Linked DNA regions of Mus musculus: regions 2, 3, 4 and 5 are each linked to region 1. Evidence: chromatin loops called from intact Hi-C (ENCODE). Cell type or tissue: left cerebral cortex. All regions are shown on one strand.

Region 1 (5,000 bases):
CTTTGTTCTCAGCATCTGCAGTCACTTTGATCTCTGACTGTCACCTCCACTCTTGGATGGTAGCCACCTTCACAGTCAGCATCTGTGACTCCCTCTTCACCTGTCACTCCAGCTTCCCATTGGCTTTTATTTCCCTGCATGAGTCTTGTTTCTAAGATGTATAATTCTTTGTCTAGCCCACAAAATGAACTCAGTGGTACCCCCAGATGATCATCCCCATCCAAGACCCCCAGAGTGGTAGTTTAATGGGATGGATGGAGGTCTTGAGACCCATTAAGTAGTTTTTCAAAAGCTCTGGCTAGAGTAAGGAGTGTTCCAGCTTCTACTAAAATGAAAACAAAGATTTAGGAGGCACGTGGGGAACACACCAGAGGAATCTAGAAAGAGACTACATGACCTGGCACAATTGCCTTGAGGATGGTGTGAGGCAGGGTGGGGGTAGGGAGAGTGATAGATGTTCTCAGTTTTTGTAACTTGAGTGATTAAGTTTTAAAAGACAGCTTGAACACAATTTAAATTAAGTTTCTATTAAAAGTCACAGAAATAGTCATTTCAAGATATTAGCAAAGAGTATTAACAACAACAATAAAAGGCAGAATAGGATGTAATTTTCTGTTAAAAAAAAAAAGAAAGAAAGCCAACAATTCAGAAGAAGTAGTGAAGATTTCTTCAGAAGTAAATATAAGCCAGTGGTAATGATGCATACCTTTAATCCCAGCACTTGGGAGGCAGAGGCAGGCAGATCTGAGTTCAAGACCAGCCTGGTCTACAGAGCAAGTTCTAGGACAGCCTGGGCTACATAGAGAGACCCTGTCTCAAAAAAAAAAAAAAAACAAAACCAAAAAACAAACAAACAAACAAACAAAAAAACACACACACACAGAGGAGGAGGAGAATTGGTAGTACAACACGGGGGTGGGGTGGGGAGTGATGGAAGTTTGTTATGGAGGGGTGTGTGGTTAATGTGTGATAACAGGAAACAAGGCATCATGATTAGACTCATGGGATATAGATCCAGATGTTTGAATCCAAATCCTATTCTATGGTGTCCTACTCAGAACAGATACTGACCTGTTGCTGGTCAAGGGTCAGAAAGGGCCTTACAGTGCCATGTGCTGTGAGCTGCAAGCACCATACCAGGGGGGATAAGAAGAGCCTCCCCTGCCTCTGGGTTCAGTCTTTATGAATATGCACATTTATGATCAGACCTGCTGGGCATGAGACCTGGGAAACACTTGAGTTGTTCACAGGCTGTAAATCAAAAGAAAGAAACAGGCCATTCACTCTCATGACTTCTAAAGTTCTGTTGTCCAAGGAGCTTCTCAAAATATGGGGGTGCCTGACTCTTTAGCGGATTCCTCACTCTATCTCTGTCCCCATTCTTGCCTTTTAGGGTATCCCCATCACTAACCCATGTCTCCTCACAGAAAAGTCTACCCTTGATTTAGGCCCTCATCAGTTCATCGAGTGACACCTGAGTCAGACTCTTGGCTGTGGGTTGGGCGCCCATCGTAGGACTATGATTAAGGCAACCATCATTGACCAGTTTCTTTCTATACTTCCCCAGCTTCTTGTTCCCTGCTAACCAAACTAACCTTCAGGACCACTACAGCAATCTGGATGTCTTGTTTAACTAGCAAACTCTAATATGTCCAGCTAGCCACTTCTGTGTGTTCCACCTCAATGGGAGAGAAGTCAAGAGTACGTTGAAGGACACCCATCTCAGGCACCACTGCTTGCTCCGTGCAGGGGTTCCATGTTCCTCTTCTCTTTGAAGGGAACTTCTAACAGAGAGTCTTTGCTGGGTCAAATTATATTCCTCAGCCTGTAGACTTCCTTGGGTGCTGTAATAAGTCTGGACAGCCTTCAGTGAAGATCATGGTTGTCAGTTAAACCCTATCCATCCACTCCTAATACCTTTTTTTACTCACTTTTTATCCAGCACCCTAACCTGCTCCTTAGCCATCCACTTGCACTTGACAGTGCTACCTCAGATGAGCCCCATCCCTCGCCCCCTATCACAGTGGACACCCATGGGACTTTTGTTTTTTAGCACCATTTCTAATCTTTGCTGTCCACCCTTCTCCACCATGTGGAGTTCCCAGCACCTAGACTCTGCAGCAGTCCTTCGACACCCCATGCCCAGCCTGAGTGTCTTCTCTCTGTGTGGCTCTAGACCCTTCTGAATGCCAAAATGCAGTGAGGCTCTTTGTCTCGAAGCTCAGACTCTTGGCATGCTATGCATCAACCTTATTATTCTACTCCCTGGGGGAAAAAAATCCCAACACTTACCTTCATAAACCGATCTTCCCTGACCCTGGAAGTGTCAATATGCCTGCCCCATCTGGGCTATTGATCTCAGTCTTGTCCACGTTGAAGGCTCTGTTACTTCCCTCATTGACCTGTGGTCACCCTACACCATCTTCCCCCATTCAGCTGTTCTGTGTTGGGTGGGACTTCCTCAGTGGCAGCTCTCTTCTGCATTTGTGTGACTTCCCCTTCCCACTTTCTCCCATCCAAGGCCTGATTCTGCTTATCTTCTAAAGTCAGACACGGTTCAGGGTGTTCTGGCTGTAGACTCTTGGCCCGTTTCTAAGCATGCAGGTGTCCCTGAAGATCTCCACCCTTACCTCTCAGCTCTGACTACATCTACTCCTTGTTCCCACTGAGAATGGGTCAGCCTGCTTCCCTGTCAGCACTTAGATGCTAGCTAGATGCACATAGCAGAGGTCTAAGAGCATTGATGCATGTGAGGCAATCTTCGCTCCTACCATCCCAACCCATCTCCCTGTTTTCCTCATCTTAGGAAAAGGGGTATTTTTCAATTTCAGAGGACAAATATCAGGTTGCTTTCTACTTCAGCCCAGGCTTGTTCCAAAGTCCAATCGTGCCCTCTGCTGGCTCACTTGAGAATCTCACTTTTACAGCTTAGTTCAGGATATGGCTGTGCCCAGATTCCACCTTCTCTCTCTCACTCACCTGTTCATTTGTCCTCCCGTGAGCAACATATAAAATTAGAGTCCCATTTTATTGAAGATGCCAAGGCTGGTGTCTCCCTGTGTGAGCCAGTTTGCATACCCTATATGGGAAGCTCATGGCAGCGAGTGATGGAGTCTGTGGTGAAGGACAGTGCCTACCATATGGACCATGTGTACATGCCATGTGAGCCATAAAGCACCACAGGACCTGTCTCATCCAGCTTTACTCATTCCTCCTCCACTCAGGCCACACTGTCCTTCTATGCTCTTTATTGACTACAACAAGCCTTGCTATACTGGCTTTCTGCTGTCCCTGGGTATTCCCCTCTGTGTGCAATCCAAAGGGCTTATCTGCATAGTTATACTATACTCATTCACATGTTTTACAGAGATTCTTCAGGGATGTTGGCATTTGACCTTTCTCCCATCTCGTAGCCTAGAATAGTCTTTGGGGTGTAGTAAATACTCAAATCTGTACCAATGAGGTGGCAGGATGGGCGCATCAGGGGATATGGCCCTTGCTTTGGCTCATCGATGCCTCTACAGCAGCGTTCTCAACCTTCCTAATGTGAAACTCTTTAATACAGCTCCTCATGTTGTGGTGACCCCCAACCATAGTTATTTTCATTGCTAACTTCATAACTGTAATTCTGACACTGTTATGAATCGTAGTATAAATATCTGATATGCAGTTTATCTGATATGCAACCCCTGTGAAAGTGTCATTTGGCTCCAAAGGGTCGTGACCCACAGGTTGAGAAACACTGCTCTACAGCATTCCACTTGGAGTTATGCCAGTTTACCATCACCTCATTTGAGGGCATTTGGGTTCTCCATTCGTTCAGTGCTATAAACAAGTTACATCACACAGCCCGGGATCCTTGTGTTCCCATTCACAGGTCAGTACAGTAAGAAATTAGTAATGCCAGTGTCTCCATTTGGGTTTCATTGCTATGAAGAAACACTAACTATGACCAAGGCAACTCTTGTAAAAGACAACATTTAACTGGGGCTGGCATACAGTTTCAGAGGTTCAGTCCATTATCATCCTGGCAGGAAGCAGACAGACACAGTGCGGTAGAAGGAGCTGAGAGTTCTGCATCTTGTTCTGAAAGCAGGCAAGGAGACTGTCTTCCGCATGCAGCCGAGAGGAGGGTCTCTTCTGCACTAGGTAGAGCCTGGGCATAGGACCTCAAAGCCTGCCTATACAATGACACACTTCCTCCAACAAGGCCACACCTATTCCCACAAGGCCACATCTCCCAGTAGTGCCAGTTCCCTTGGGCCAAGCATATTCAGTCCACCCTCTTCCTCTACCTGTGTTTTAAAAATGGAATGCTGAACGTCTTCCCCTAAGGTAAATGGCTCACTAGAAAATGCTCACACAAAGCTCTTGGGTGTAGCTCACAGACAGAGCATTTATTATCTAGCATACATTTGGTCCTTGGCCCCATCTCAAACCCTAGGAGCAAAGCAAAGTCGATGAGGTTTCATTCTGCTAGTGGACCTCTTTCCCCTCCCACTTCCTGTGCACAGGAGCTTTGGGTCCGATGGCCCTGCCTAACAATGAGCATGTGGCCTTGATCTCAAAATCTTTGAACTTCAAATTAATTGCCACTCGATCATAAAATCTGTTAGGAATAGGGTCAGGGTTTAGGTTCACACAAGTCTACAGTTAGGGCTGGGTTAGATTGATGGTTATAGTTGACTGTGGTAAGGATTGGAATTGCAGTTCACTTTAAGGCTAGGGGTGTGTTCAGTATTAGGAATAGGGTTCGTGTGAGGGCTATGGCAGTGTTAGGGTCAGGCAGGGTGAGGGCTAGGGCTAGGAGTTAAGTTAGGGCTAGCTTTAGCATTAAGATAGTCTTAGGTTTAGGATTAGAGTTAGGATGGGGCTCTTGGGGATCAGTTTATCAGGTGTTTGTGATAGAGTTAAGATTAAAATTATGGCTCAAAATGGAGTTAGGTTTAAAGTTAGGGTTATGATTAGGTTTGGAAAATTTAGAGTTAGCGTTAGAATTA
Region 2 (5,000 bases), 190 kb before region 1:
AGTTTTGTTTTGTTTTGTTTTTCCTTCTTTGCTTCTGGTTAATTGAACGGTTTCTTGTGGTGCAGGAGGATAGAGAGCTCAAGGTATTTAAAAATGTTCCCTCTAAGGCCCAGCAGTGGAAGTCCTGGCCTACACTTGCTGAAATCCCAGGGGGACATGGGAAAAAGCCTGTCTGCACTCTGCCTGTTTTCTGACCTCTGAAATAGAAGCCAAGGGGACAATGCTGTCTAAGTGCCCCAGGGTCCTCCGACTCTCCTGCCAGGTTTGTGACAATGTTGTCTCCTGTGCTCACTTGAAATTAGAGTTAAGGAGTCATACAACCCAAGCTAGTAGGGAAAACTGAACGCATTTTATTCTGGGGTTCAGATCATCCCAAAGGCGACTTGATCCGGAGCAGCTAACAGCTGACACCATGAAATGAACATTGAAGGGGGGGGGGGACAGTACAGCATTTGAAGAGATAGAGAGAGCACAGCAAGAGAGAGAGGAAAGAGTGGGAAGGGTGAGAGGGAAGGAGGGAGGGAGAGAGAAAGAGAAGAGAAGGAGAGAAAGAGGGAGGAGAAACGGAGTGAGGGGGAGAGAGACAGACAGAGAGAGAGGAAGGAGAGGGGAGAAGGGAGGGAGGAGGGAGAGAGATTGATCTAGTTCTGGCTGTAGGGCTGGTACAGTTTCTGATCTGAACCAGGCACCCAAACTATAACTGTGCCCAGCTAAGATCTCTGGTATGTTGCTTTTTTTTTTTTTTTTTTTTTTTTTTTTTAAGGTGGGGGCGAACAGCCTTGTGTCTTTCAAGCCTCTCTGAGATGTGATTTTTTGGAAGCTACAGAGCTGAGCCTTTGCATTAGCAAAGGTACCCCCCCACACACACACACACACACACACACTTTGGTTTAGGGATTATTGATTTGGTAGGCGAGGCTAATTTACATGTAAATAAATCTCAACCCTGGGCGGCCAGACTGGGACGTCCAGATGCTGTGACTGACTTGCTGACATCACAGCCTCATTAGCATGCGGAGGATGCAGGCATTGGAACTGCGAACAGCGACTTCTCCAGCTCTGCCAGGCGCTCCGTGACAGTTATTATTATTTTTTGGATGAGCTGCACATTTCCTGGTTCAGTGGCCCGGGCTTTGTGAGCAGCTGACTGGTCTCCCAGGTCTGGCTCAGGATCAGCTGATGACGCAGAGATTGGGGTCTGTGACTTCCTTCAGATAATCGTGAAGTCGGCGAGTTTAGAGGAGACGGTTCTTGAGAACACAATTCCAGGACCCAGGCAGGCCTAGAACAAGGGCACAAGTCGCACTCTCCGGCTTGTGTGGATCTCCAGCTGGGTCCACTTCCAGGGAGGGCGGTCTCTCGGAGGGAATGCAAAAGCAGTCGGGTTTGGGTTTGAGCCTGCTGCCTGCCTCCGGAAGGGCTCAGATTTGCAGAGACTCAGTAAAGGAGATGTTTGGGCTGCCTGGAGTCCTGCTTGCATTTTCTGATACCAGCTCCAGGGGGAAAGTGAACTGGGGCAACTGACCAGATCAAGACTCGGTGGCGGCTTCCTCTAAAGCTTCACGGCTCATCCTCTACGAGGTGGGTAAGAAATTTTGTTAATTCCCAAAGCAAGCAGGAATGTGTTTAGTAGTCTCTGGACTGAGGAAGCTATTATCTCTAAGGCCAGGAGGTGGCTTTGGTGGTTTGGCACTTCTGTCTTTCCTTTGCTTACTAGAAAGTTCAAATGCAAAGTGATATGGCGCAGATATACAATAGGCATCCTCAAATCTTAGTGCTTAAGAAACAGTATTTCTCTAACAGTGACCCTTTCTTAATAGCAACAACAGTGGGAGGGGGTGTTGAAAAGCAAATATTGGTAGCATTGACTCATGTACCGTTGCGCCCATTTCAGCACATATCTGAAACATCAGAGATGCTGAGGGACACACACTTCACTAACTCTTCCAGATTCAAAAAGAAAAAAAAAAAAGGCTCTCAAATTATTGAGGTTTAATTTTAGCTAGTGCTTTTGGCTCCAAAACGGTGACGGAGCTCCCGAATCTTGACTGCATAACCTGCTGTAGCACATGACTGTGTTTGTTCCTTACTAGCCTGTCTTCACAGTTAGTTCCTCTCACTAGCTTTTGATTTCCCCAGGACCAACCATAGCACTCTTGATCTGCCATGGAGGTTTGGGGATAAAGTTCTGATTTTTAATCTCCCTGTTGTTTACTGTGTGGTCTGGTACTGTGCTGTGATCTCGAAATACATATGCCAGATGTATAGGACTAGAAACATATGTGCCAGGTGTGTCAACATCCTCCAGAGTGGGTGGAGAATTACCTAGACTTATAGATTGCTCCCCCCAATGATAGAGGTCTACTTCCACTGTGACCATGTGTGGAATCGTGGGTAAGGGAGGGCTTTAGTATGCCTTGAATATAGGGACGCGAGTACCACATATCAGAGGCCTGCAGTGTACTTTGCTTTGCTTTCTATGTCTTCCTGAAGGCAGTTTTAACCTATCTCAGTCAGGCTTCCATATAGGAAACAGCCTTGTTTTCTTGCTAGAGGCCACATTGGCTGCTCTTATCCTGCCCCTTAGGAGACAGCTGATGATTTCCACAGATGAGCAAGGTGGAGCTCAAGAGTAAGTTACAACTTCAATAAAAATCACCACGTTCTGAAAATTGGGGTTTTTTCCTTTCACCAAATGCTCGTTCCCCCCGGGACTTTTCTAATGTGAGAATTTAAACACACTGGCTCCAACAGACATTGTGTTCTTTAAAATGTTACAGAGCAATCAGCAAAAGAGAGCATTTGAACAGTACAGTTATTTTTGTAAAGATTCCCCCCCCCATGCAATGTGTGTGGGTTGGGGTGTAATGGGGAGAGTTAACAATACAGGAAAGACAATGCTCTATAGAAGTGGAAGGGGAGGGAAAAGAACTCAGGAAATAGAATATGAGATGATGCTTATGCAGGGCTTGGACCCTGAGAGCTTGAGAGACTTGGGTATCTCTTGGAGTACCCATTTCTGTGAAATAAGGAGAAGAGGCATGAGATCTGTGGGTAGGCTTTAGTGAGGTGACACATAAAAAGCCCCCAGATCTGTGTCAGCCACACTGTAAGTGCCCAGCAAATGCTAGCTGTTAGTATTGTTCCTTCACTGGCATGATTATCATAACGACTGTTGCCGAAAACAAATCAAACCACTGAAAAGGTGTTTACTCTTGTGAGGTAAGGCTGCAGAAAAGATGTGGTCCTAGTCACTGCTGAAGCCAAGCTCTTCCATTCCTCCTGATGGAGCTGATATAATGAAGTATATCAACTAGGACTGCTGTGCTGTGTGCACCTAAAAGATGGTTTAAGGAAAATCAGCCAGTGCTAGTTGGACTAGGCCCCCTCAAAAAGGTCCCCTGTCTGGGAAGCTGGATGGGTCACTCTGAGGGACCTATGGGGTCTGCATTAGAACCAAGACCCTTTAGGGTCTCTGATCTTCTCCGGCTGTGCCAGTGAAAGGCAGGTCTTCTACCTTCTTTCTTTCCTGCACTGATGCTTGGTCTCTTCTCTGCCCAGGCTGGGCCTCTGATCTGTGTTTCACCTGCAGAATGACTCCTCAGAAGTTCCAGGGTGGAACTGGTGCCACCATCTGGGTGGTTTCTGCCTCTGAGCTATGGGAAAACAGAAAATAATAGGTCTGCTTGCCTGTTTAGGCCTCTCCTTCCCCCCCCCCCCCCAGTGTGTGTGTGTGTGTGTGTGTGTGTGTGTGTGTGTGTGTGTGTCTCCATTCATCCATTGCCCTGATACCTCTTTCCCAGTGTTTTGATGCAGCCACACATAGTTGGCCTGTTTCTCCCTGCCCTCTCAGAGCCTGTCTCTTTCTTCTTCCCTTTCTTCTTCCTTTTCTTCCTTCCAGAAATATAACCCCAATGTCAGCTTTTATAAGACAATTATTAAATTAGAGCTAGTGCCCAGTATAGGAGAATGCCAGGACCAGGAATGGTAGTGGGTGGGTTGGGGAACAGGGGGAGGGGGAAGAGGTTTTCGGAGGGGAAACTAGGAAAGGGGATAACGTTTGAAATGCAAATTTAAAAAATCTAATAAAAAAATTGATACTTAAAAAAAAATTAGAGCTAGTGATTTGGTCAGTGACAGAGCACTTGCCTAGCAGGTATTTGGTTGGTCCCTGTCATCACAAAAACATGGTGGTGGAGTAGGGTAGGAATCAACAGATCCAGAGAGATGTCTGCTATATCATCCGTTTTCCCGAAACTCAGAACTGACAGTTTGTACCTCCTGGTTGATGTGATCTTTAGTATAAACATGAAAAAAAGTATACTTGTCCTGGGACGTAATATTAGTATAATGTATAATGCTTTGATAGTAGCCTGCCTCCATTGCCTTCTGAAAGCGTATGTGATCTTGGGAGAATCGCTTGACATCTCTGTGAAATTTGGCTTTTGTCATAGGAACCCTGGAAATAAATCCCTCCAAATGTTGAGATGCTGTGACTGTAGCCTCTGCCCTGTCCTGGATATTGGCCTTGATCTCCTCCTGGTGACCATGACTTTATTAGTTCTCATTCAATCTCAAACAGTGAACAGTAGGGGGCAGTAGATTTAAGACTTGTTCATCTAAAATACTGAACTGCTAAGAGGGAAAACAGCTTAGCAGAGGTGACACAGAGAGTGACAACCTCTGGTTTCTAAACCCAAGTGCCCCAGGAGTGAGAGAGGCTCTTTCTTACCCACTCACTTTTCTGTCTTGAGGCCAGACTCTTCATTCTGACATCCTCTAAGCCTGTGCTCTCTGTTTACTGCTGTCATCAAGTACGCAGAGTCGAATGCTCTGTCTCAGATAGGATTCTGAATGGCATTTAGACAATGGCTTTCTTTTGTGTGTGGTGGCCACTGATATCTTTCTTCCCTGAGTCTCTCTGTGATGTTGTTACTCAATAAACTGATGGGCCTATGAACTATAGCCCAAGAAATGGCTTATATAAGAACTCTGGCAAA
Region 3 (5,000 bases), 380 kb before region 1:
GAACTGCATAATTAAGATGCAAAATAAAATCATAAAAATCATTAAAAAATTAACCATAATGTTAATTTTACAATATTGCGTTGGGCCATATGGTTAGCTAGCCTGCAGCACATCTAGCGCTGAAGCTGTAGTGGGACATGCTTGAAAGTATCCGGGAGCACCTGTACAGGTTAAATGCAAATGCTATGCTAATTTACAGAAAGGACTGCCATCTCCTCAGAATTTTCAATCCACATGGTCTTTGAAACAGCAGCCTGTGAATATCAACCATAGACTGTGGTAGTCATCATTATTTAGTCTCTATAGTAACCTTGTGAACTACGTATCTCAAGCATAGAACTCTCAGACACGGAAAGCTAACTGCATATGGAGGCTTAAGCATACATCCTAACACTGGCTAAAAGCTGTTATTAGATGCTATGACTGGTACTTAATTTCTTGAGCTTGAGTCCATGTCAACAAAGAGGCCTTACCCAACTTTCCTGTAATAGAAGATGTTTTTCTAACAGTTGATTGTTTCCTTTCTGCTATTTCCCTTAGCCTGACCAAATAACAGTTAAGTAAGAAAAGATGGTATGTGTTAAATGAATGTTAACTGATTTCCTTTCAAAAGTTTCCTATATCCATATTCAGATGTATCCTCTGATTTAGGGCTATTCATGACCAGAGTCCTGATAGACACATTTTTATCTACATATTTTGTTTCTAACCCTTTCATTTATCCTTGGGAATCTGAGTCCCACAGCAGGGATATAAAGGTTCTCTTTAAAACTACATAACAATAGGAAAGAAAACAAGACATCTTTCAGGGCAATGCATAAATGTATTATATCTCACATTTTCTCACACATGGAACTAATTGTGACATCCTGGAGCTGTTCCTGCATACAGATTCCAGGACTGTGCTGTAGAGATTATTGGAATCCCACCTCTGCTGATGCCCAGTTGGAGAGCCTGCAGTAACAGCCCAGAGCTATGCAAGAATAATAAAGCAAACGGGGCCATTCTTTTGAAAGCTGACCCGTATGTTTAATACATTTCGGTACAGGAATGAAGTCAGGCTTGATTATAAGCCATTTAATAACTTCAGTTAGACTGTGCTCTTCATTTTTAGAGAGTAGGGTTTTTTGTTGTTTTGGGGTTTTTTTTAACTTTTTTTTTTTCTTTTTGAGCTGTGTTCTCTCTCTGGAAGCTAGATTTCTTCTGCCTCTGTTTACCCGTCCTGTCCTAACATAATTTGAGGATACTTTTGAATCTTGCATTCACTCTCTCAGATCTTAGGCTATGACTTCATGAACATGGCCTCTCTAGACTAAGAGCAGCATCAATCATAATAGTAGGGATAATAGGATAGTAAGCTTCCCGTTCTCTTAAAAAACCCCTTTAAATTGAAATCTCATTTTGATTGTTAGTTCTCAATAAATGGATCCCATTGGAACTCATATATTTTTCTAACCTATAGAATATCAGTGTTTATGACTGAGGATCCATAATTAAGTACTGTTAGTTCACCTTCTCTTTGTTACACACCATTAGACAGGAGTGCCCCTTGAATATATTTATCACTGTGGTTATGTGTTCTATTTGCGTGTCTTAGAAAAATGTTTTGCCTACTACTATTCTCTAAGAGTGTTTTGTTGTTGTTGTTTGTGGGTGTTGTTTTATAATTACTATTTCATGGAGGATGAAGGCCCGGGAGGTGAAAGGGCTTGCCTAACAGAGCCGTGATATAACAGAGCCAGGTGAAACTTGAGCCCCTGTCTCTGCCTCACGAGGCATCCCCATTCCTCAAGCAAAGCTCGTAGAATATTCAGCTTCCTACCTTCATGTAAAATCCTTTTAGACTGGACTCCAAGCCACAGGTCAGCACAGGCTAATATGACTATCTTCCAGAGCTAACTGATATCGATATGAGTTCCAGTCTCTACAACCCCCTAAGGTAAGTGGGAATCCCATTTTATAGATGAGAAAACAGGCTCATAAAGTTGTGCCTTGCACAAGTTTTAAAATTATTAATTTGTTAGCCAGGCATGGTGCCACACATGGGAGGCAGAGGCAGGCAGATCTCTTGAGTTCAAAGCCAGCCTGGTCTACAGAGAAAGAGAGAGTCCCAGGATAGACAGGACTACACAGAGAAACCCTGTCCTGAAACCCTCATCCCCAAGTAAAAGAAAGTTATTAAGCTGTAGAGGTAAGGTTTATTTCACCAGCTTAGGCTCCTCCCAGCAGAAGTTGGAACTGATATGTTGGCAGCTCCAAGTTTCAGTGCAACTGTAGGCTATCCGTGCTATTCACAAATGTGGGAATATCCGTAGAACATCTGTAATAATCGCCAGTGAAAATGACAATATTACAGAAAATCAGTTAGAAGAAATAAACAGCGTGGCAAGGGAAGATGGCTGAGCAGGAAAGGTGCTTGCTATACAAGCTTGGAAACCTGAGTTGGGCCACTGGAATCCATGTAGGCACAGGCAAGAACTTACTCTACAGACCTGTCCTCTGATCGCCACACAATGCTGTGCTGTGTGTGCCCCATCTTCCATACACAACAAGCCAGAGTCATGAATTTTCTCCCTGCCTGTCAGGCCTTCCCCAGACTTCCCTCCAGGGACAGGGGATGTGTATCGTGAGTCTACTCTGATCACTTGAGCTTCCTTTTGCCGATTCCTCCAGGTCACCACCTGGTATTGAGTAACAGCTTGCTGTGTGCATGAGCCTTAGGGATGGTTCCACAGTTGCCCTGCCTTTGTTCATGAGAGCCTTTCCCTGGCCTTAAGGCTGAGTCATTAGGGGTGTGAGTAGTTTTGTTCTTAACAACATCCTCTGGTCTGGGATGCTCCCCAAACATTTCTTCCTTTGATTGCAAACACTGGGGGGTTCTTTTTTCTCTTTGGAGGGCAGAGGGCAGAGTTGAATAGGCCAGCATCCTCTCCTGGCAACAGTCCTAGAATTAATTCCTGGACCTGAAAAATCCAAACACCCAAACTTCCTGCAGTAATGAAAACCCACAGCAGAGGGCAGTCTCCTACATATGGCGAGGTGTCCTTGGCCCTGAGCTTATTTAATTGAAAAACCTACAGAAAAGTAATTAGCCTGGCTTCATAAGAGAGGCAAATCCCTTGCTGCCCCCCTCAGCCCACCTTTTGTTTAAAGAAGGCCATTTGTTCTTGAAGTGAAGAGTCCCCCGCGCCCTCCTTCCCTTCTTGTCCCCTGCTACAACTGTTAGGTCTAGTTTCTCTAGCTCAAAGATAGAAAGGGGTTAATTTTAGAGAAGCAACCCCTATTTGCTTTGTTCCATATGCAGAATAGGAAGGACACTGTCGCATGGTCTGTCAGATTTTCTCGGTCCCCTCTTGAGGAGGCAAGCCTGGAAGGAGGGTATGAATCCCAAACGTGTGTTTCACTCTCTCCTGCCAGGCATTCTCCCAAGGCCGTTTCATGCACTCTTTAAATAAGCCCAGATCCCCCATTAAGTGGATTTGCTTACTATTGCCAGTTCACACATGGGGAGATGGAAACCCTGAAACTGACAGGTTTGCTATGTGGTTCTCTGGGCTTTAAGTTGGTCATGTGTTTTAAAACAGGGAGTATCAGGTAAATTGCTCTTGAAACCCCTATTTCCTCTCCATTGGAGACAGAAGCTTGGAGGACAGATTTCCTAGGAAAATGGGTATGTCTGGGGGGTGGAGGTGCTGTTGTTGACAAAGAGCTTTGTTACTCTTTTCTAGTGTCCCGCCCCCCACCCCCAGCTGAGCCTATGCCTCCTCAGAAGGTTGAAGCTGGGTCAGCTTATCCATCAGGACTGTGCTGAGCCTGATCCAATTTTAGCAGTAACCTGCTTCTGCTCCCTAGGAATGTTGCAATAGGAGCTACGGTCCTGGTTCTGCAAGCCTGGCCAGCTCCCATGCGCTTCTGCTCATTCCCAGAATACAAAACACAAACTCAGGAGTGGTCCACCTTGGTTTTTTTGGAGTGTGTCTCTTGGGAACCTGGGGCTTACCAATAAGGCCAGGCTGCCTGGCAGTGAGCCCCAAGGATCTGCCTGTCTTTGTCTCTGGAGTCACAAGTACATGTTACATGCTCAGCTTTTGTATTTTATTTCATGGGCTTGGGGGATCAAACTCTTGTCTTCACGCTTACACAGCAGCCTTTGTTAGCATTCTGTCTAAACTCCACCCCACAGTTACCTGGCAACCGCCAGGTATGCCAACCTTGGTGGGCATTTTTACCAAACGGGAGTCTTATTCTCTGAGGCATCAGTCAGCCAACAGATTTGTTCTGAGCATTTCTAGCCAGTGTTGGATCACAGGTCTCTAAACCCAGTACCAGGTCCCAGGAGCTACTTGATAGAAGTTGGACAGATGCTGGAGTGAAAAGCCACAGTCTAAATGCCTCTGAAGTAAATACAGGCACAGCTTGGTCCCTCTCCTGGTTAGCCTCTGAAGTCACCTGAGAGGAAAGCTGCAGTGGAGGGACTGCCTAGATCAGGCTGACCCATAGACTGTCTGTAAAGATTGTCTTGATTGACTGGCGTAGGAAGGGCCAGACCACTGTGGGCGGAACCATCCCTAGACAGGTGGTTCAGGCTGTACAGGAAAGAGAGCTAAGTACAAAGGAGCCAATCAGCAAGGAGTGTCTGTCCCTCTGTGGTGTCTGTCTCAAGCTGCTGCTTGAGTTTCTGTGCTGGCTTCTCTTAATGATGGGCTGGGACCTGTAAGCGTGAGTCAGATGCATCTTTCCTTGCCCTAAGTTGCTTTTCATCAGAATGTTTTTTTGTCACAGCAACAGAAAAAAAAAAAAAAAAAGTAGAACAGTCACCTTGCAGCTAGTTCACAGAGGTTATAAATGGCAGTGGGTGCAGAGTTAATGGGTTTTCTGGGGTTTACAAACCATGTGACCAGAAGGCGAGAGAGAGAGAGAGAGAGAGAGAGAGAGAGAGAGAGAGAGAGCGCTAGCTAGCTAGCTGATGGTAGGAGTGAGAATTTTTTTTTCTGCTGGTT
Region 4 (5,000 bases), 460 kb before region 1:
GAGTTAGGCTTATGTTTGTATGAGTGCTGAACATTACACTTTCTATTAATGGCATCATCTTCTAAGGAGCACAATGCAAGAGCTGTTTGCACAGCACTGATTTTGAACTGGGTACTCTGGGCGATCCAGAGATAAGTCAAAATATCTGGGAGGATATACAGAAAGTATGTGCAAACACTCCACACTTGGATTTTAGTTTTTACAGAAGGGTCAAGATTAATCCCCCTGTGGATGCCAGGAGCTTGCTGAGAAAGAGCACTGTGCGCTGATGCTGTACGATGACTCCAGTACAGACTGGGCAGGAAGTGTTCTGGTTCTGCCTCCACCACTTCCTGTCTGTGCTGTGCTTCTAAAGGCTCCGAGAGAGCTTTTTAAAGATGTGAAGTGTTCAGCCACCTGTCACTGAATCGTCGATCTCTTCTGAGGTGATTCTAGATTCTGGAAGAACCAGAGAGCCGGAGAGAAAGGCAAGTGTTTTTGTTGTTGTTGTTGTTGTTGTTTTGTTGTTGTTGTTGTTGTTGTTGTTGTTTTGTTGTTGTTGTTGTTGTTGTTGTTGTTGTTGTTGTTGTTTTTGGCTCTATTTGCCATTTCTGTTTTGGTTTAGAATGTAGAGTTTAAAATCTCCACGGGAAGAGTCCTCATCTTTTTGTTTTTCTTCTTTCTTTCTCTGTGTGGTGGCAAGTGTGGAAGCAGCTAGCTAGGGTCCATGACCAATCCTGCCTCTCTTGGAGTGTGGCCTCAGCCAAGTTTCTTTCCTTTCCTTGATCTCTGTTGAAGATATACCATCACCTCCCTTTCCATGTCCTCCTGTGGACACAATATAAAAGATGACAGCACAGTAATAAGCCCTCGTGTCTAAATGTCACACTTTCTGGTCAGGGTCTCTGCTAACCCTTTCCTCCTGCAGTCATTTTTTGAGCACCCATGGGGTTTTCAAGATGAAGCCTCTGCACTCAGAAGCCTAGAAATCTAGGAACTGGAAAATGTGTTCTATGTGAACAGATTTGTAAAATAATTTCAGTAAAAGAAATAAGGCTGGTGAGGAAAAGAATATTAGGACAGAGAAAGGGGAGGCACATATTGAATAGGGCAGTCAGGGAAGGCATTCCAAAGGATGTGGCCTCTTATGAGTCTCACAAGCCAATGGGTACCCAGTCGGCAAAGCTATAGATGGATTCATCTGGCCAAGAGAGTAGCTGGTGTCAAAATCTCTAGGTGGACAATGGCAGGCAGGAGACAAGGGTGGGGCTGGAGCAGAGGAAGTGAAAAACTACAAGACCAGCTGGGCAATATACTGCCTGGTAGACCATGAGGCACAAGATGTGAATTTTTAAGGTTTTGTTTTTTATTTTTATTTACTGTGGTATTGGGGATAGGACCCAGGGCTTTGTGTGTCCTAGGCAGGTGCTATACCACCGAGCCACAGGTTCAGCTACCACTGCAGGTTTGTAGTGCGGTCTTCAGGCCAACAGCAGCACTTGGGGGTTTGTGAGGAATGGGAATTCTCATGATCACTAAATCAGAAACTACAGGTGAGCCTCAGTGGTCTGTGGGGCTTCCAGAGCTTCTAGTCTGGTCTAGAAGTTGAGCGATTATCTAGCCATCTGGACAGATGAACCATCTAGAATCTTAAGGAACCATGAATACTGGGACTCTTCCTTCTGCCTGGCATCTTCAAGACATCTTTAGTTGAGGATTAGCTCCGTTAGTTCTTGGACAATTCCTAGGGTGATCGAAGGGCTACAGATGTGGAACCATTGCTCTACTGCCTTCTGAAGACAACAGGCCAGGGAAGTAGGCAACGCCCCAGCATGGGGAACAGGGATGGAAGCTTGTACTAAGATGGTATCCGACAACAGGAAGTGCATGGACCACTGTAAACCTATTTTGGTGGAAAATTCAACGTGCCTTTTATGCTGATGTGGGCAGGAAGTGGAACTTGCGATCAGCATCAGGTGGGAGATTAAGTAATGCTATCTCACGTTTGTGGGTAAGCCAGCCCCTAGACACCTTGGGACCACGGCCATTAGACCATACAGAAAATAGAGACCAAACCAGTTCACCTCCTTCCTCTGCCTGGCAGTAAAGGCTGTGGCGTCTGTAAGGAGGTTAGAATATTTAAGTTTCTCCTGAGGTTTCAAGGTCCCAGTCTCCCTTCCTCCACCTGGCTCTTTCACAGCTCCTCTGTGCTACCAAAGGACCAAAGTGGGGGAAATGACCATCAGGGGGCGAGCAAGACTCAGAAATGTGCTTTGCCAGGCGCAAGGCAAGTCTGGCACTTTGGGGTTTACCAGGTAGAAAAGAATTCGCAGGGAAATCAGAATCACGTGCACTTTACTGGGCAGCTTCTGCGCGTTAGATTCTGCGCAAGTGCATCTGGTGTTTTCTCGTTTAATCCTCATTAGGTGCCCCCGAGTTACACACACTCGGAGTTAGAATGACACTCACGGCCTGGGTCACCCAGGCAGACACACAAATGGAATTGTGCTCCAGCCTATCTGACTCTAAATGCGTGTCAGCAACAAATGCCGGCTCCCCAAGTAGCTCCTTGCCCATGGTAGTGTTTTCTTTCTCTTGGGGAGATGGCTGTGGAAGGTAGCATCACCAGCTTATATAAGGAAAGGCTGTGGAGTCTGGCTTTACATCACACATTTGCTGTGTGATAGTGAGTGAGTTATTTAGCTTCTCTGAAGTTTCCACAGCTAAATGTTTTCACAGTAAGCAGATACCATTTGTGGACCCTAACAGTGTGTTTTCTATAAGCACCATCCATAGCATAGAGTGTTCGCTCGCTGTGTGCTGTACACTAGACAAATCCTGGCCACGGGTGACTTTAAGAGTGCTTGGTACCTAGGTTGTGAAATTGAAGAACTGAATTTAAATTTTCAGTTACAATGAACTTAAATCTAAATAAGCATGTTTGGCTACTGGCCATGCTGTTAGCAATGCAGCTCTGTAACGTATCTATCTAAGTTCAAAAATCTACATATCCCCGGGGACCCCTTGGGCTTAAATTAAAATAGACTGTGCTCACCATTTATAGTCTGGTTTACAACAAGGTTTTGGTGCATTTGAGTTTGAAAGGAAGAAACATAAGAGAAAGGAAAAATCTATAAGTATTGTTAGGTTTTGTGCTCAGCAGGTTTTGTGAATTGAGGGCGGGGCTAGACTTTCCTAAGGGATGCCCCCCACCCCAACTCCTGCCCAGCAGAGCTCAGCACATGGAGGGGACTAGATGTGATGGGCAGTCTTATTTGCTCCCAGCCCCACTACCACCACACACACACACACTGCCTCAAGCAGAATTCTTTAAACATTTCTTCACCTTGTATTTGTAAGGCAGAACAAAGCCACAGTGTGTGTGTGTGTGTGTGTGTGTGTGTGTGTGTGTTCCATACAAATTCCCCTTCACCTATTTGCTGCCTAAAGAAAGCCTACCGTTTGAAGCCTCTCACACTTCCATTTACTCTTACAATTTTATAGACAGACGGTGTCACAGAAAATTCCTAAAGGTTCCAAGTGTGAATAATAAAATAATTGGCCCCCTCAAACAGTATTCCTGTGTCAATCTCAGTTTCAGAGCTGTCTCTATAGGTATTTGGACTTTGCCTTTAATTGGTGGCCATTGGTGCGATCTAGAGTCCACTGGCAGGCTACCCTGCAAAGGTCAGTTTGCATTGGGGACATTGTTATTCATGTCTCCCTGAGGGGCAGTCCTCTGACATTCTCAGGCTCAGTTTGCCTCCAGTTGTATAAGGAAACCTGAATTAGCAGGCACATTACTCCCAGAATATTCTAAACCATGAGCCGCGTTCCTTGTAGACAGATACCCTGAGCTGCTACCTTGCCCCTCATCTGACCCTGGCCCAATTACTACATAGCTGCTGTCTTCCAGAGACACTCTTGCCGCTGGCTCACCAGGTCCTTCTTCTCTGGGTGGCCAGTTACGCCCCTATATCATTTCTCACCTCCCCAGGACTTGCATTCTCTGTGGGTGCCCTGGATACTGACCTCATGTAGCCCTGATCACAGTAATTGGAGAAAGATTGATGGCTGATGGTGAACAGCTCAAGCAAAGGAGCTGATTTTGCTTCCCCGGGTTTGGGTTTCTTTCAGTTGCTTTGCTCTCCCTCGTTGCAGAAAGGTAGAGAACCATCTGCCCAAATGTCCTTCTGCCTTTTAAGACTCTTTTTCTGGACACAGTGCTTTGCCAATTGTGCCACTAAGGTTCCTTCGGGCTACATAGGGTTCAGATAAAAATAAAGGGCACCTTGCCTCTCTGACTCCACCTTGTACTAGAAGCAAAGACATCTACAGCCTGACAAGTAAGAAGTCCCCTCACTTTAATGTTCTCAGCATCCCCAGATTGTTGTGGCTTTTGTTCCCTAGAATTGTTATGTGTTCATATCTCACTGTCAGTGAGATAAGCATCAGAGTCTGTGGTGGTTTGAATGAAAATGGTCCCATTAGGCTCATAGGGAGTGGCACTATTAGGAGGTGTGGCCTTGTTGGAGGGGGTGTGGTTTCGTTGGAGGAAGTGTGTCATTTGGGGTGGACTTTGAGGTTTCAAATGCTCAAGCCAGGCTCAGTGTCTCTCTCTTCCTGCTGCCTGCTGATCTGGGTGTAGAACGCGAAGCTACCTCTTCTGTACCATGTCTGCCCACATGCCACCATGCTTCTTGCCATGACAATAATGAAGTAAACCTCTAAACTTGTAAGTCAGCCTCAGTTAAATGTGTTCCTTTGTAAGAGTTGCCATGATCACAGTGTCTTTTCACAGCCATAGAGCACTGAGACACAGTTTGAGGCTCTGAAGGACACAGGAACCTTCTGCCAGGCTTAACTGGCTCCTTAAAACAACCTGGTGGCGGGCTGGGTTTTCATGTTACATCATTGCTTGTTAACAACAGGATCATCCCGCATCCTCGTCCCCTGCCTCCCCTCTCTTGCCCTTCAACCTTGTCTCAAGAGAAGGGAGAAAGGTCCTACCCTCATATTCT
Region 5 (5,000 bases), 140 kb before region 1:
ACCCCACCTCCTACCCCCCTCCCCAAAACCAGTCTCATCCTGGACTGGGTTAGACTCCAAGCCTGGCACGACTGACTAGTTCAGGAAACAGGAAGCACTAACATTTGAGAGCCCAGGCCAGTGCTCTCTGACTTGACTGTGTCCTGCCAGCCGCTTGTGGGAGTTGGGAAGATGACTAAGGACCACTTCATGCCCAGAAGAAACACTGTGAGTCTCTCAGATTCTCAGGATTGTTTCCTAAGAGGCGAATGAGCAGGCTCTCCATGTCAAGGGCAGCTGAAGTAACAGGTCTAGAATGGCAGCTCTCACTAGGATTTTTATCAAGGCAAAGTCAACCTTGTTAGAGTCACCCATCTTTGTCTTGGAAGTATTATGGGCATTCCCTTTTTCTAGTCCCAGAAACACAGCTCTGTAAGCAGGCATGTATTTATTTGAGTTTGATTAGTTTGATTTTTTTTTTTTTGAGGCTGGCTTTCACTTTTCTCAGGATAACTCAGAATGCTGTCAGCAGCTCAGTGACCTCTCAGATCTCCCCTCTCTGAGAGCTGGCTACAGACAACCTACCGTGCCTGGCCAGCGTCACTTATTATTGAAATGACATTGATCCTCAGGAAGAAGTCTGTAAGCAAGCTTTTAAAAGATTGTGTGGGAGGAAGTCAGGCTTCTAAGCTAGAAATTAATTTGTAGGTATCTGGTTTCAAGAATCAAGAATCTTACAGATTTGCACTAGTTAGCTCTATATTTAAAACAAAAGTATAATTAATTTTAAACTGAAAGAAAAAAATTACCCCTGTAGAGATCTGGATACCAGTTTCTACCAACTCATCACATACATGGCCTGAGTCCCAGGTGACATTTTTACATAAAAGGGAGTAATTTGTTTTTGTATTTTTATGGTGTGTGTGTGTGTGTAAAACACACATAATACAGCATGTATGTGAAGGTCAGAGAACAATCTGTGGGAATTGGCTCTCTCCTTCCACCATGTGGAAGGATCAAACTCAGGTTCAGAACATTATGCTTCGCAGCAAGCACCTCCACCCACTGAGCCATCTTGCTGGCCCCAAAAGAGACAGTCTGAGCCGCTACTACTGAGGAACTGAGACTGTAGATCATAGCACAGCCCTTGCCTAGCATGTGCAAAGCCCTGGGCTTAATCCTCCTCACTGCAGAAATAAATATATGAATCTGAATAAGTGAGACAACATCTCAAAAACTCAGGCGACTCCCTAGAAAGCTGCATCTCTCTCTCTCTCCTGCTGCTTATTTCATAGTTCATAAAACATACACAAAAGTTGGCTCCTTTAAAGATGAAAGCAAACATTGTAACCGGATGCCCAGTTAACTAATCTGGAGGTGAAAATGCAAGTTTTTACAAGCAGGAGGGGTGTGCCTGTTTTTAAAGCAAGCCCATAAAATGTCATTGGTGAAACCATGTTTTCTGGGCTGTTAGGTTTCTGGAACATTCCTCTGAAGACTTTTTTTTTTAACTATCACTTGAGAGAAGACAATGATCTGTCCCATGCTTGTAGTGGTTCATTCTGTTTATACTTAAAAGTACTTTCATTAAATAGACATCACTTGGATCACGACTCCATGTTGGTACAATGTGATCGATGAAAGCCAGTAGACAGGATTGATTCATTTGGCATGGTGGCATGGCCGCTTCTGAAGACAGAGATCGACTCTGAAGCAAAGACTTAATGGTTCTCTTTTCATGTAGACAACACGATTTGAACAGACATAGCTGTTCTGACTTTCAGATTAGCACACAACAGTCCTCTCATCGAAAGCTCTTCCTGTCATTGTCTTTATGAAAGATTATCTGCGCAATTCAGCCAACATTTCTAATATATAGATTACTCCAGAAGAAACCATGAAGAGCTTTAGGATCACATATCCCAAAGGAAGGTATAAGCATGACTTGGGGTAGGAGTTGAACATGGCAGTATATGACATTGAATCTGTAATGAAAGTTTTATTTCCTTTTAAATCACATTTCCTCTTTGTGTTGCCATAATCGGATAAGGAGAAGCGCTCGGCCTGGTCCTAGCAGGCATCCTAGTGCCCCTGCAGCCCATTCTGTTCTCCCATTTTAAGCAAGCACATCAGTTTTAACATCTGCTGAAGATGCAGTGGTCACCTGGGGGAAACTGGTTTTGTTCTATGCTTTTAGAGTGGCTCAGAGTCACCCATCTTTGTGGGTGACTGATTTTCCTGTGTGTAGCTGCAATCTACCTTCCTTTTAAATAAATGCATCTAAAAGTGAGTCATAGTTAAAAGTAGCATCAATAAACAATAGCTCAGGATTATGACACAATCACCAAAGGGCATAAACAGTGGCACAGAATGACAGATTCTGGATACGTATACCCTCACTGACCCTCCCTTAATTCTTTGACACTCTGTGGTTTAAAAAGAAGAAAGAAATCTCTCTCATATTTGTCACACTAGTAGAAATCCAGGCGAAAGTCCACCTATTCTTGCATCCCAAAGGGAGACGGAGGCCAGATGATATATGTGTGCATGCCTACAGCCAGGTTGCAGCCATTCCTCTTTGTGGGGGCCGTTCCCGTAGACACAGGAAACCTTCTGCTCCTTACAGCTTGGAAAGTAGAATGTTCCCAGAAGTTGTCGTCTCTGAGCCACTCTTGGTGACTTAGATCTGCATGTGGGAAGAGTGTGAAGGGTGAGGAGCAGTTCTCAAACACCTAGCCTGCCTGAAGCATGAACTCCAGAGTTCACAGCCTTTAGAAAGCCCATTTGCTTATCACCCTTCTTGGTGCTGGCTCACCTTGGTTAGCTCCAAGCGCGGACTTGGTAACGTTCAGCAAGTATCAAACCAAGTAGCAGAGTCTCTGTGAGCCCTGGGTGGGGATGCCAGTACTTCCCTGGAGCAATGACGCCTCCTCTGTGCTGTCGCCCTCTATGTGTTCAGGTTCGGTATTGCAACTCCCTGGACGAGGAAGAGAAGAGGGAACTGAAGCTGTTCAGCAACCAGAGGAAACGTGAGAACCTGGGCCGAGGCAATGTCAGGCCTTTCCCCGTCACCATGACAGGAGCTATTTGTGAACAGGTGAGGATGGACCGGGACAGGGAAGAGGTTCATTCTACAGTGACTGCATCAAATGCCTGTTATCTGCTCAGCCTGCTTTTAGGCCTTGAAGATACAGCAGTGAGCATAAGACATGAAAGCTTAGTTTTCCTCATGAAAGAGGTATGCACCAGGGGAAGACATCAGACAAAAACCAAATCAGTAAAATAGGAAAACTGCAGCAGGGAAGGGGGCAGGAAGGGCTAGGAAGGCAGGGTGGCTGCAGCCGTGAGCAAGACGGTCAAAAAAGACCACACTGAGAAGGTGGTTTCTTGAGCAAAGGCATGCAGAGATGTACAGAGGAAGAAGCATGCAGACCTTGCCTTAAGGCAGGAGGATAACTCCTGTGCACAAGAAACAGTGAGCTGGCCTGTGGCTGGATCCAGAGGCATAAAGGGCAGGCGTGGCAGATCGAGGCAGAGTTCATGGAGAGCCATATAAACAATTGGAAGGACCACACAGAGTGATGGCTTCATCCTTTGAAAATAGAGTTAGTTATCTGGACCATGAGTCAGTTTCTCATTCAGGACCATCCCAGCATGGATGACCTTTAAAGGGACCATATGAGAGGTGGCACCTAACCTTAGTCTGAGTTTGAGGGTCTAAGAAACCCCATGCCATCTCTTTAAGACATCACTGAGTTGAAGGATCTAGATGTACCTTTTGCCTACTCTGCTGTAGCAAGCTTAGGGTGTGGTAGAGGAAAGGCATGTCACGGGCCTAGGCGGCTAACCTCACCCCTCCTCCCTCCCATTCCTGCTTTCCAGGGAAGCCCACCATTGCCTACCCTTCTCTCAATCTTCCCAGTTTCTGTGCAGCATCTTCTAACTCAAGCTCTGGGTGAGAGTCTCGCTGCTTGTTGAGAGAAAGCTGGAGACTATCTGAGAGGAGTAGGGTAGTCTTTAGAACTCCATTTTGAGATTTCACAGGAAATAACTGAACAAATCTGGTCATGAATCACAAAACTGCTTGACCAGTGAGGGGGCAATGGGTCATTATCCTTGAAATGAGTCCTTGAGACTATATATGATTATGTGTGTGGATACTTTAGTCGTTCTTTCATAATCATGGAAGAGAGGGTTGTTGCCTTCTGTGTTGTAGTATCACATACACAACTTACTAGAAACCATTCCTCAAGTCTGTGCCCTCATTCTATGGATCATACTAAATCATACAAGATCTGCACTGGGAGAAGTGCTTGGAGGCACCATTTTTAGTCCCCAGTCATTGTCTGTAGAGCCCATCCATCTACGTGAGCCATCCTGCTAGACACGTGCCATGACCTCATGACCAATACCATGATGAACAGAGAGCATCTTTATAAGCCCACTCCTCCTCCTTCTCCTCCAAGACCCTCAGAACATAACTGTATTCTAACCCTAGCTGTAAGCATGAGTCATCTGTCATTTCTGCTTTGTATACTCTGGTCTTGAAGAGTAGAGCTGTTCAATCAAGATTATATGAAGAGATGCTAGAAGAGAGCTAAAAAGCATGCCTGAAAGGAAGAAGCTATTTAAGAGTAAATGGGTTTATGTACCCAGTCCCCTCTCATTCAGCAATGCAGGCCCTCGCCCCAGCCAAGCCCCCTCTCCGTAGCCTCTCCTAATGATGTTAACTTGGCTGTGTCTCAGCACGTGCTTTGGGATATGTAAGAGATATGTAATAGCTGCTTCATGCTCTGTAAGTTGGCTTGATGTCTGCTGATCCCCTTGTACACTACCATCCTGAGCATCCATCTCTCACACCTTAAGTTTCTCACTCTCTGTTACTCAAGTTGTCTTACTTAGGCCCTGGGGTAGGGGCTCCTGGAAAGAACAAGAGGAATCTGCCCTACCAGGTATGTAAAGCAAGGGACTAACTAGTGTCCATATAACTCCCTAGTAGCTAGCCGTTGGTAATAGTTGGA

What was found. A loop is a pair of places that touch in the nucleus more often than their neighbours do. Peaks named below come from ENCODE experiments on the same cell type or tissue, not always from the same donor. Only the 100,000 strongest peaks of a DNase experiment are listed, where the experiment ranks them.
Region 2: a loop joins it to region 1, with 6 times the contacts of the local background. A loop is called at or near these places in 11 of 42 quality-filtered maps.
Region 3: a loop joins it to region 1, with 5 times the contacts of the local background. A loop is called at or near these places in 24 of 42 quality-filtered maps.
Region 4: it touches region 1 in a loop (6-fold over the local background); 20 of 42 quality-filtered maps call a loop at or near these places.
Region 5: it touches region 1 in a loop (2.6-fold over the local background); 8 of 42 quality-filtered maps call a loop at or near these places.

The regions. Positions count from the first base shown.
Region 1 is chr6:92,284,584-92,289,583 of GRCm38, reverse strand. It overlaps Gm30688 (a long non-coding RNA gene), which reads right to left. Exons shown (of 5, transcript XR_001785327.2): 2 at 1,105-1,251. Among named protein-coding and RNA genes, the nearest start is that of Gm30688, 17 kb to the right of the region's middle. In left cerebral cortex, a CTCF peak has its summit at 2,890 (motif pointing left); a DNase peak (open chromatin) is centred at 2,893.
Region 2 is chr6:92,477,406-92,482,405 of GRCm38, reverse strand. The region is part of intron 2 of Prickle2 (prickle planar cell polarity protein 2); the gene reads left to right. Among named protein-coding and RNA genes, the nearest start is that of Gm38862, 75 kb to the right of the region's middle. In left cerebral cortex, CTCF peaks have their summits at 3,607 (motif pointing left) and 4,580 (motif pointing right); DNase peaks (open chromatin) are centred at 2,019, 2,556, 3,611, 4,565 and 2 more places; H3K4me3 peaks cover 4,272 bases; H3K27ac peaks cover 3,614 bases.
Region 3 is chr6:92,663,678-92,668,677 of GRCm38, reverse strand. All of the region lies in intron 2 of Prickle2 (prickle planar cell polarity protein 2), which reads left to right. Among named protein-coding and RNA genes, the nearest start is that of Prickle2, 40 kb to the left of the region's middle. In left cerebral cortex, a CTCF peak has its summit at 3,009 (motif pointing right); DNase peaks (open chromatin) are centred at 3,000, 3,456, 3,818 and 4,613; H3K27ac peaks cover 2,183 bases.
Region 4 is chr6:92,741,053-92,746,052 of GRCm38, reverse strand. No RefSeq gene overlaps it. Among named protein-coding and RNA genes, the nearest start is that of Prickle2, 37 kb to the right of the region's middle. In left cerebral cortex, a CTCF peak has its summit at 2,217 (motif pointing right); a DNase peak (open chromatin) is centred at 2,246; H3K4me3 peaks cover 437 bases; H3K27ac peaks cover 353 bases.
Region 5 is chr6:92,420,407-92,425,406 of GRCm38, reverse strand. It overlaps Prickle2 (prickle planar cell polarity protein 2), which reads left to right. Exons shown (of 9, transcript NM_001081146.2): 5 at 2,939-3,076. Gm38862 (a long non-coding RNA gene) reads right to left here. Exons shown (of 4, transcript XR_869273.2): 3 at 2,795-3,571; 4 at 721-2,665. Among named protein-coding and RNA genes, the nearest start is that of Gm38862, 18 kb to the right of the region's middle. In left cerebral cortex, a CTCF peak has its summit at 2,932; DNase peaks (open chromatin) are centred at 219, 2,633 and 2,903; H3K27ac peaks cover 1,336 bases.